3 separate regions of the Mus musculus genome follow, and all the other regions are linked to region 1. Evidence: chromatin loops called from intact Hi-C (ENCODE). Cell type or tissue: heart. All regions are shown on one strand.

What was found. A loop is a pair of places that touch in the nucleus more often than their neighbours do. Peaks named below come from ENCODE experiments on the same cell type or tissue, not always from the same donor. Only the 100,000 strongest peaks of a DNase experiment are listed, where the experiment ranks them.
Region 2: it touches region 1 in a loop (2.0-fold over the local background); 5 of 42 quality-filtered maps call a loop at or near these places.
Region 3: it touches region 1 in a loop (4-fold over the local background); 3 of 42 quality-filtered maps call a loop at or near these places.

What each region holds. Positions count from the first base shown.
Region 1 is chr2:73,527,245-73,531,244 of GRCm38, reverse strand. It overlaps Wipf1 (WAS/WASL interacting protein family, member 1), which reads left to right and starts at 1,758. Exons shown (of 8, transcript NM_153138.4): 1 at 1,758-1,918. In heart, no CTCF peak of the experiment used is centred here; DNase peaks (open chromatin) are centred at 1,734 and 3,056; H3K4me3 peaks cover 2,280 bases; H3K27ac peaks cover 1,762 bases.
Region 2 is chr2:73,440,119-73,444,118 of GRCm38, reverse strand. Wipf1 (WAS/WASL interacting protein family, member 1) reads left to right here. Exons shown (of 8, transcript NM_153138.4): 4 at 3,963-4,000. Among named protein-coding and RNA genes, the nearest start is that of Gm13707, 55 kb to the right of the region's middle. In heart, no CTCF peak of the experiment used is centred here; no DNase peak of the experiment used is centred here.
Region 3 is chr2:73,461,479-73,465,478 of GRCm38, reverse strand. All of the region lies in intron 1 of Wipf1 (WAS/WASL interacting protein family, member 1), which reads left to right. Among named protein-coding and RNA genes, the nearest start is that of Wipf1, 66 kb to the left of the region's middle. In heart, no CTCF peak of the experiment used is centred here; DNase peaks (open chromatin) are centred at 1,738, 1,918 and 2,568.

The DNA of each region.
Region 1 (4,000 bases):
CAATAGAGACAGATGCCTATTTCACAGAGGTTCCTGTGAGAACTCAATGAGGCAGGTAAGCTCCCTTATCTGGTGTTTGAGACTGCCATCTATTCAGGAGAAGGTAACCAAAATAAAGTCCTGGTTATAAGGGGGTGGGAGGTCCAAAGGCACTGGATTAGGAGTTAGAGTGGCTCCCAAGATGGGAGTCATGAAACAAGAAGCAGAATAGGTTCAGAGCGCCTCTGTCTACAATAGAAAGACCAAATGTCAGCAGAAACCATCTCGAGCTGAACGTGTACTTAATGTCCCTGGCTGCTCCCACTGCTTAGCAACCCGGCGGCACAATGCAGCATAGTATGGATTGTTTACCCTCCTCATGGATTCCCTGTGTTGTCAAGCAACAAGAAGGAATATTTACCACACACTGCTAACCCAGGAAAAGATCCAAACTCAATGCGCCAGAACTGGAGAAAATGGTTCAGCGGTTAAGAGCACTTGCTGCTCTTAACAGAGGACACTTAGATTCCCAGCATCTACGTGGTAGCTCCCAACCGTCTGTAATTCCATTATCAGGGCATCCCACACCTTCTTATGGCCTCTGTGGCACCAGGCAAGCACATGATACAGATAGATATATTTGCAGGCAAACCACTTGTACACATTAAATAAATACATACATAAAAGGCAAATATAGCATAGACCTTAGACGAATACAGTTAACAGTGGGAGTTTGTAACCATCCTGGAATTCATGGTGAGACCTAAAAATAACAAAAACAAAACAAAAAGGAAAGAGTGCATTTAGAGACTCCTACCAAAAAAAAAAAAAAAACAAACAAACAAACAAAAAAAAAAACAAAAAAAAACGCTAATAAGAGTTTAGGAGAGGTGGCCCTGTCGCTGTCTTTCCAGGATTATCGTATCCGCCAGAAGCATGTCACAGAGACTGCACACATAGGGACAACTCAGCACAGAAAGCCTGAAGCCGAGGCATTCTAGATGCCACATTCTGAGGTGCATCTTTCAAAGCTTCCCTGCCTTTACCCAGAGAGCTACGTCGTCTCGGTAGCTTTACTATCCGGTCCAGTAGTTATACTGACCATAACTGTCTTTGTCTTTCAAATGTATATGTTCTAATGTGTCATCCCAGTGTTAACTTGCCTTTAAGGCCTGATAGTGGTGTTTTTGAGAACTGGCAAGAGCCATGTGAAAGGGCCTCGGGTTTCTCCTTATACTCGCTCGGCTCTTGATCTTTCTATGTTTGCAGAAGTCGGTGGAAAAAAAAAAAAAAAAGATTCCAAGAATCCCAACCGATAGGCACCTTACCCTGGGAAGAGCTGTGCGCTCCCAGTGGGCGGGGATTGGGGACGCGCGTGGCCCTTGGGCTTCAGTGGGGCCACTCCATCTTAGAAGCCAGTTTTTACAGTGAATGGAAACTTTTAAGTTTCTCAAAGCGGGGGGCGCCCTCTGATTCGGGAGCGGAGTGGAGATGACCGGAAAAGGCTTTCCCTGTGTTGGGGGGAGAGCACCCCACTCGGAGGCCCGGGTAGTTTCTAGGGACAGCGTCTTGGGTTGGGTATCCCTTCCAGGTCCGGCTCCTGGGCGCACGCAGGTCCGGACCCCTCGGCCTCCGCCCCGGGGAGAGCCCAGCCCAGGCTCCGGTCCCGCCGGCCTCGGAAGTCAGGGCGCGGCGAGGGCGAAGGGCGAAGGGCCAGCGGCTGCCTCGGCGTCCGCGTGTGGCGGGGGCCGTAGGGGGAGGACGCGGGCCGAGGGGGAGGGCGCACATCTCGGCGAAGTTCCCGGATGGTCGCAGCCTCCCGGCGCGGAGCGCTTTTCCTGCCCGCCCCGGCTCAGCCCTGCGGACCCAGAGAGAAGTTTCCCAGAAAAAAATGCCCCGCGCGCCGCGGGGCCGAGGAGCCGCCCGGAGCCGCTGCACGGTAAGGGAGCCGCGCCCCACCATGCAGGGCGCGTCCGGGGTGCACGGAGTTGGGGTGCAGACGGGCGGGTTGTCGGGGCCGCGTCCTCGGCGCCCAGGGGAGCGATCCCCGCTCAGGCCCGCGGTCCAGCCCGCGCGGGAGGAAGGGGCGGCGGCTGCCGGGGCTCGAGATGCCGCGATCCCCGCTGAGCGCTGCGGGGCTGCACCGACCCAGGACCGCCCGTGGACCCGATGGATCTAACCGCGGTCTCCCTGGGATGCCCGGGAACCGCATCTGCAACTCCATCTCCACCGAGGGCGGGTGACTTTGGAGTTTAGGGCTCCCAGAACTTGGCTCCAGTGCTCCCGGGCAGCCTGATCCCGGGTATGGGCGCGCTCTAGGTGCCTATGTCTGCTCCTGAAAGGGCGGCCAGCTCGGGTCAGGGCTTTGCGCCCGGGGCCTCTCCCTAAATCGTGGACCGCTTCCCTTCAGCCTTCATCTCCCGCTACTTTAGCATGCTTTTCTTTTCAAAGAAAGAACAGTGAAACTTAACTAGTGCAAGAGAAATCCAATAGGGATGACCCAGATCCTCGGTTTGTGGCTAGACTTTGAACTCAGATTAACAAAAGGTGTGTCTGTGTGGAACCTGGTTTGACTGGGTCTTGCTTAATCTCCAAGGAATATCCCCGGGCTATAGGCTCCTAACCCCTCAGGGTTTCTACAGTGAGCAGATTTGGTCTCTTTCTCTGAAAATCGCTAGTCTGTCTTGGATCTTCCTTGCCCTTCATCTCTCTGGTTCCTGAGCGGGCCTGCAGGTAGACCCACAGGGACAGCGGACACGTGTGCAGCCTGGGTAGGTTTTCTTTTAACAGCTTCCATATAATTTGAATACTGTATTTTCATTTGATAGATTTTTTTTTGCCTCCTCAAAAAATGCTTATTTCAATAATTGATAAATAACTTAAAAGTTTGTAGATCATGTTTTTGACTTCTTAAAGAGAGAAAGTCTTTCATAAACTATGGGCTCTCTGCTTCTTACAGTGCTCAGGGCACTGCCTTCTACCCTGATTACCTGCCAGTTGCGGTTCACCAGGCTGATCCTCTCAGAGGCATGGGGTGGTGTACACATATGTGTACAGATCGTACACATATCTGTGAGTGCCGGTTGCCGGCTGAAGAGAAGCTGCAGACTGGGTTTTCCAAGTGTTCTGGATCCGCTCAGCGACATCACCGTCTTCCCTGAGTAGCTTTTCTCTTTGGGAATCACATGAGCGCTTTTAGATTACGTGATGGAAAGCAAAGAGATCTGAAAGCAGGGAATGATCAAACTCTGGGATAGAAAGGGAGAATGAACTTATTTGCAGATGGAGGGATTCGCATCTTACTTCCGTTGTCCATTTCACACATTTTCTTCTGTGTGTTTAGCTACTGCCGGATGCCCTTAAACCTACTGTGTGACTCGGTTGACAGTCTTTCCACCGCTGGGTGTGAGGCTAGAACAGGATAACAGGTTATGAGACAGCAAGAAGCAATTTGATACAAAGTAACCAGTCACCAGGCACCGTGTAACAACAAGACACAAGAGCAAAAAGGAACTGCCAGAGAGTTGGTAGGTAGCAAAGAGCAGAATGCCTGTGTCTTTTAAATTGACCGTGCCAAGGTGCTTTGGCCGCCATGAGCCAGGTTTCATGAATGTTCATGATACTCCGTTTTTTCTCACAGTCTTGGATAACTGAATGTGTTCCTAACTATAGCTGTAGTTTTAAAGTTGAGCACTTTCCACGGTGATGCCAAATATTCTTTTATTCCTTTTATACTTTTATTCTAAAGTACACAGGACATTTTTATTTCTTGCTGCAACCTGTTCATTTCTAAGAACCTGGGAATCTAGGTCCCAGAGCTCTGGCCATCCTGGGGCCTGTCCTCCAATGGAGTCTACTAGATTTCTGATGATTTCCGTACGGAGGCCCCACTGAGCTGCCTTCCAGCAACCCACGTAGCCAGGCCACCAGCCCCACACACGCCAATTAGGCTGCAGCTGGAATCAAGCTCATGGCTCTTTGAGCATCGAGGGTCTTTACTGGAAGATGCTGTCATGCTCTC
Region 2 (4,000 bases), 87 kb after region 1:
AGGCAGCATGAAACATGGGAAGTGTCCTGGCCTTGGAATCAGGAGTCAGGGCTCGGCACACAACTTCACCAGGCCACAACTTCAAGCCTTAATGTCTTAATTTGTAAAGTGGAGACGGGTACCGCTCTGCTGGCCACACGAGTCTGTTGTGAGCTCCCAATGAGATGATGTGTGTACAACGCTCTTGTCTGCTAAGAGGAATTCTAGAGAAAGATGTGATTCCTGGGAGCTTGAAGACAGGAAACGAGATCACAAGTTTGTTTATCTGTACATATGAGTCTGAGAAGCCTCCTGCAGTAACACAGGATCTCTATAAACAAGCAAGTAGGCACAATGTAAGCTTCCTCGTCGGCATTTATGAAGTGAAAAAGTCCTTGATTGGATCCACATCTTGACACCGTCCTTTCTGTCTCACCAGATTTATCATAGCCTCAGCTCTCATTTAGACTCAGGAAATGGGATGACATGACAGTCACCAAACACAGCTCCGCAGGCAGGTGAATAAACATTCAGGATTTAGGAAGCTTCGAGGTAGGTAGGAGATCACTGGGGGAATGAAGCTAACAGGTAGAGAAGGAAGAAGTGGCAGGGGCTGGGGGAGTCAGAGTTGGAAGAGAAATGTCAGGTGCATATGGGAATGAATGCACAGCACTCGGAGAGGAACTGTGGGTTCTCAGTACGTGACTAGCAGTCTGATCTCTAGATCAGAACACCACACAGTATTTCTGTCTGGGTTCTGTCTGGGAAGCTTTGGTTCAACAACCATATCTGAACTGTGATCTCTGCTGTTGACTAGCGAAGCTACCAAGTCTCAGAGAGAGGATGCCTGCTCTCTTTACTATAAGAATCCGGAGCCCTGGCGGAGTGAGTGGCAAGATCCTTGCCAACTTTGAAGGAAACTAGACAGTCTGGGCTTCCTGACTCTCTAGTGGAAACTCCTCAGAGTCTTCCAGGCCCATCTTCCATTGTGTGGAAATAATGCTAGCCTTTCCTCTCCAGCAGCTCAGTGGTGCTGAGGAGTGAGTATCTGTCAGAAGCAAAATGTAATCCACTGTATGCTTGGTTGCCCTGTGCTGAACTGGATACCTATACTGCTGTCCAGGCTCTTGCAAATAACAGAATTCAGCCTGTTTTGAATTTGATGGCAGGCAAAACCTCCCTAGGTGCTCTATCAAAGGCTTATGAACGATAGCTTTATAACTTAGCCCTGTCCTGCTGTATATACCAAATGACCTAAAGCCAGTCAGCTATCCTCAATTTCAGTTGTTTTCTCTTAGTCTGTTTTCTTTTTTTTGTTTGTTTTAATTTTTTTAAGATTTATTTTTTTATGCAGATGAGTACACTGTCACTGTCTTCAGACACACCAAAAGAGGGCATCAGATCCCATTATAGATGGTTGTGAGCCACCATGTGGTTGCTGGGAATTGAATTCAGGACCTCTGGAAGAGCGGTCAGTGCTCTTAACCTCTGAGCCATCTCTCTAGCCCCCATTTTCTATTACTATAACAAAATACCTGATACGAAGTATTTGATGAAGAAAGGAAACTTATTTAATATATAGTTTAGAGGTTTGAGAGTATGCCATTGGAATTGGCCTGGCTCTGATCAGGATCTCATGGGGATGGTGTCACAACAATGTCAGAAGTCAAGGCATAAGGCAGACCATAAAGCAAGACAGAAACCCTGATTGGGGAGCAAACAGTCTTGCTGTTTTTTGATAACCCTTTTCAGAACTAACTAGAGTCCTGTGAAACCATAGTAGCTCCTTCTGAGGGTAGTAGCCAACCCCTTCAATGGCCTCATTATTTCCCACCAGTTCCTGTTTCCTAAAGGTTACACACCCTCTCTCATGGACACACTGAGGACCAGGTTTCTCACATGGGAGCCTTGAAGGCTATTTAAACCATATAGCACTTCCCTATATGAACAATGGGTGGCGCTCCAGGGAGACAATGCTGATAGATGTGTCTGATAGTACAGCACACATAAATGTGTCCTGTGTGTGTGTGTGTGTGTGTGTGTGTGTGTGTGTGTGTGTGTGGTGTTCTGTCTTATTCAGCAATGACTAATACTTGAATGGCGAGGACAATGTTATACCACTGATAGTTAAAAGTTAGTGAAATTTTAAACCTCATAGTAAAGCAGTGTCACAAACACTCCTGAAATTGTTGCTGTGTTTGGGTTTAGCGTGTTAGGTAAAATAATCCTTACCAATTCTTCACCAAGCTACATCTTCAGCGGAGAGCTGTACATGTAAGGAAGATGGAGAACTAATGGCTAATTTAGAAAAACACATTAATGAATAAAATGAAATCTCCCAAAGTCGATAAAGAGATTTGAGATGGATTTTGAGTTGGGGATAGAATAATGAAGCCCCGTGCGGAGCCAGCTTCAGATGGCTCCTTCTGTGAGTGATGAGATTACAGGTGTGCTTCACGGTGCTTGGCTCATTTTAAAATCCTGAAGTTAATTTCCTAGGAAATCATTAATTTGTCAGACTTTACTCTGGAAGCCTGTATAAGCAAGGAAAAAGACAGAAGCTTTCCAAGATTAGTTTCTCTCTGAAAAACTTCACATTTAAAAGGTTTTTATTGGTAAGTTCTGTGTTTCCGTCTTCAATGAACAGCTAATTCAAATGCTGTATGAATCTTTCCCAAGCTGGAAAAAAGAAAGCTTTTTTGTAGGTGTCATGAAACTGCCACCGTCCTAATACCAGAATGTCGCCCAGGCAGTGCACACACAAGTGATATACAGACCAGTGCTTTCTACCTGGGAATGATCCTGCTTCCCAGAGGACCTGTGGTGATGTCTCCAGATGGTCTTCTGAGCGTTTTGTTTCTTCTTTCTTGTTTTCACTTTGTCGTGGGAATGAAAGCCACAATCAAGAGCGTGTTAGGCAAGCGCTCTGCTGCTGAGCTACCTGCCAAGCCTGGATGACACTCTTAGCCCTCTCTACCTGGGTAGAGATGGGAGGCTTCTAGTGGGCAGGGTCAGAGACACTGTAAACATTCTAATCAAGGGCAGGACAGCCACCCAAACTGTCAGCAAGGAGTTCCAGAAATAAGAAAATGACACATGGGCTGGAGAGACGGCTCAGTGGTTGAGAGCACAGGCTGTCTCTTCTTCCAGAGGTCCTGAATTCAACTCCCAGCAACCACATGGTGGCTCACAACCATTTGTAATGGGATCCGTTGCCTCTTCTGATGTGTCTGAAGACAGCTACAGTATACTCATATAGATAAAATAAATAAATACATCTTTAAAAATAAGAAAGAAAATGACATATACCATTAATGATAAGAAAACACTAAGCAAAAAGAGTAGTAAGAGTAATTGACCAAGACCAAAAATAATCCCATTTTTAATACTAGATTTAAAATCTATACTAAATATCAAACAATAAAAATTATATAATCAGCTAAGTAAATGCTAAGTAGGTATTTGATAAGGTTCCATATTATATTTAAGCCTAAAATAGAAGAATCTTCCTTTACAGTAAATATTAAAAAAAAAAAACTATGGTAACCTAATAGTTAATATTTAGCTTCAGAACAGAAGCGGTCTCATTAAAATCAGAACACTGTTACCATAGCAACATTGATAATCCACATTGTTAAGGAGGTTCAGCCATCAAAGTGATTATTTATATAAAACAGAAAGAAGGGGCACAGCTCTTAGGAAGGGGGAACATTTATTATTTGAAACCGTGTGCCTATTAGAAAATGAAAGGTCATCCTTTTTTTGTAATTTTTAACTGAAAATATACAGCAAAGTGGCTAAATCAGATAAAATTTCTTGGTGCCAATAATAAGTATAAAATGTAAGAGGAAAATTTTCGTCCCTTTATTTTAAGTGCCCAGGGTCAGCCCATCCTGTTTCATTCCTGTGCTACAGCTTCCTGGAGTTAGTTAGGACTGGTAAATACTCCTGCGTTTTCTCAAGCATCTTCCCTTCATCTGCAGAACCAAAGGGAGCCGGCGCCAGTGCTGGTGGCTATGGT
Region 3 (4,000 bases), 66 kb after region 1:
CTTTTTTCCTAAATCGTTTCATAATGGCAGACGAAGCCAGTGAAGATAAAGGAAGCTTAGACCGATTATTCCTCATTGTTTTGGGGTCGTAATACAAGTTTCCAGGTATTCCTGCATTGCTGTGGGGCCATGTGCCTAGACATCTTGCGTCCTCCTTCCAGCCTGGCACAGAGACCATTCCCACAGTTGTCACAGTAAAATTTAACCACACTTGCAAAATCAAGGTGGTCTAATAAGCTCCCGAGAATAGCCACTGCCCACCAGGCCCAGTGGGTAAATGTTCCATTTTGTTTTTGAAAAAAAAAAAACAAAACAAAATCATGAAGCTTAGTATGAGAATGCTTGTCTGGCACACTCGAGGCCCTGAAATTGATCCCCACCACTGAGGGAAAAATATAACACATGACACTTTGGGTAAATAAAAGTTTGACTCTGGAATTAAAAAAAAATTCAAATAACATTTAATAAAAAAAAAAAGATGTAATGAGAAGTGGACAAATGCCAGACATTGTCAGTCTCACTGATAATCAAAATTAAAATTAATGTTGCCCAGGTGTGCAGTTTTTACCTAATAAATTGACAAAGATTAATATAAATAAGATATTGAAAACAAACGTAATGGACACAGGGGTGCCAGCTAAAAGTCTGAGGTATCAAAACCCTTAAAAGAAACATAGACTATTAGTATTTTCTATTCTAGTCCTTATACTATATAAAGGTATCCTCTGGAACTGTCCATATTCTGTCAGCAGCTGTCACTGGCAGAGCTCAACAAGTAGCCTAGGCTGACCAGTAGGTGAGCCCCAGCGAGCCAGCGGCAATCATCTTTCTTTAAATCCTCACATCTTTAGTGCTGCGGTTGCAAGCGCCACCATGGTGGCCAGGGGTTTTTGGTTTTGTTTTTTAGTTTTTTTTCTTTTTTTCTTTTTTTTTAACGTGGGTCTGGAGATAGAGCACTGGTCCTCATAATTGGAAGGTAAGCTCTTAACTGACTGAGCTACTACCTCCCTAGCTGGGTGCTTCTCAGCCTTCTTGATGCTTCCACTCTCTGATACAGTTCCTCATGTTGGAGCAACCCTCAACCTTAAAGGGTTTTTTTTTTAATTGCTCTTTCATAACTGTAATTTTGCTACTCTTGTGAATCTTGATGTAAATATCTGATGTGTGAAAGGACTGTTCAACAGCCAGGGCTTTACAGGAAAATCCTGTCTCAAAAACAAACAAACAAAAAAAAGAGAGAGAGAAAGAGAGATAGAAAGAAAGGAAAATCCCCTTTGCTTCTATTTACCCTTTTAACTAAGATTACCCTGACTTTTCTTGAAAACTGGAAGTGATGTCTGAGGCCAGGCTATTTCACTTATGGAAATCTTCTCTGAAGATGGTGAGAGCACTTGTTGACGGTGGACACTGGGTGAGGTGAGCAGGAGAGCCTCTGCTTCCGGTGGTGAGCAACTCTTGCTGCTACGGAAGGGAAGCAGCTGGCAACATCACTCCTCAGCACGTCACTGTCACCGCCTAGGGAAAGAGTTCACACTCTGCTCCCCTGCACAGGGTCCCTGAGTCTCTCTTCTCCTGCTTCTTAGCACAGTTTGCTTTTCTCTGTGGCCTGCCAAATGAGAGTTTGTTCTACCCAGATGACCCCAGATTCCCTCCAAGAACCTCCCTTCCCCTCCGGCTGCTCTGAGTTCTCCAAATGACTGACTGGGAAAACTTGAAGAAAAAAAAAAAAAAACCCTCCCTCCCAGCTTGTCTGCAGTGGAGTCAGTATCCTGTCAGGCTACCAAAGAGACACTAGAAGATGCTTCCTGCTTCCTAATGTGTGTGCAAAGGTCAGAAAAGATGCAACCAAGATGATCAGCTCTACCATTTTTGGCAGGGTCACCCACCCTGTTATTGACCAAATGTCTCTTTCCTCTGCACCCCAGAAGCTGTCCAGCCCAAGTCTTGGACCATTTTCTGTGTCTCAGGTCCATTCCAACAGGGTGACCGGTTGGTGGCTTGTGTACAAAGGAGCTCCATGGCTACAATTAAATATTGACAGCTTTGAGGATAACAAAATACCAAGCAGTATAAAAACCACATGGATCGTATTCCCTAGGCTACCTCCAGGAAGATATGGCGGCATGCAGAAGAGAAGGAAAAAAAAAAAAAACAATTTAAACACTCTCTTCCTGTCTTATCCCCACCACAACACAATAAAAAAACCAGACAGACAGACAAACCAAAATAAAATGAAACAACAGACAGAACTCGACCTGGGCCCTACTCTTGGCTTCTGAGTGGCACTTATATTCTGACAGCGCACAGATGGTTGTCAAAGCCGGTGTGACAGACTATGCCAACATCACTTCCACCTCTCTCTGCCCACAACTTGACCCAGCCCCATGCTTCTCTTGGTCACCAAAGCTTCCTCTACTAGATAAGCCTCTAACTTTGAGGTCCTGGCTCTCCCTGTCTTCTCCTCTTGCCCTGACCCTGCTTGGACTTGGAGTCCTTCTGCCTTCTCTTCTAGCTAAACACATGATGCTCTTGGTTTGTAGGAACAGAAGTACTGAACGTCCTGTGACATGATATCGTCACTGCCGTGTGTGAGTGTGTGTGTGTGTGTGTGTGTGTGTGTGTGCGTGCACGCCCCCCCCCCATTCCTGCTCATGCACATGAGCACACTGTTACCAAACTCGGGTCCTCTGCAAGAGCACGTGTCCGTAACCTCGGAGCCACCTCCCAAGTCCCACTGCTTTTTATTTGTGTGTGAGGGTGTTGGCTAGATGGCTTAGCCAGTAAAGGCACTTGCCATCAAATTGATAACCTGAGTTTGATCCCTGGGACCACATGGTGGAAGCAAAGAACAATTTCTGCACGTTGTTGCTGACCTACACACACACACACACACACACACACACACACACACACACCCCAAACAAACAAACAGATAAATTAAACAGTACTTAAAGAGGAAGGAGCATCTAAGGTATGTTTCTCAACTTGTGGGTGGCAACCCCTTTGTTCCTGGAACTCACTCTGTAGACCAGACTTGCCTTGACCTCAGAGATCTGCCCACTGCCTCCCGAGTGCTAGGATTAAAGGCCTGCTCCACTACTACCTGGCTAACTTTAGTTTGGATGTGATCAAGTACATCATCTTGGGTGGGAGAGGAGGCACAACACACAGAGCCAGTGGTCAGGCCTCTGCATCTGTGTGTGGATTCTCTGTGGATTCCACAGCGACCTCTGTAATGAACTCTAGTTAGAGACTTTAGAGACTGGTTATCAGCGGCCTTGGGCACACTGTTTGCTAAAAGTGGTGACAAGCTTTTGATAAAAATCTCATCAAACTTTTTTTTAAAACAAGGACAGATTCTCAGAACAATAACTGATATTTATTTGAGAATAACAGACCACTGAAGGGGGGGTGGGTTGTGATAGTGAACTGTGGGTGTGGTCAAAGGGTTTTGAAGGCAGAGCCTTCAAAGCCCAAAGTGAGGATCAATATCAGATATTTTGAAACAATATTCTGGCCACTGTGGTTGATAACAAGAGTAGCTTCAGTTGAGGCTGGAAGATACTGGGCAGATGCCCTTGGAGAAGTCCTTTTTCTGCAGCGTTGCTGTGACCCCTGTGCGTGCTGTGGTTCTGGTCAACCCACGTGTAATGGTTGCTGTCGGGCAACGTGGTTTCCTACCATCCCTTTATAACATCTCAGCTTTATTATTATTATTATTTGTTTGTTTGTTTGTTTGTTTGTTTTTCGAGACAGGGTTTCTCTGTGTAGCCCTGGCTATCCCGGAACTCACTCTGTAGACCAGGCTGGTCTCGAACTCAGAAATCCGCCTTCCTTTGCCTCCCAAGTGCTGGGATTAAAGGCGTGTACCACCACTACCAGCCAGCTTTATTATTTTTTAAATTTATTTTATGAAGTTCTTTTTAAAAAAAAAAGATTTATTGACTTATTATATGGAAGTGCACTTCAGACACACCAGAAGAGGGCATCGGATCCCCAT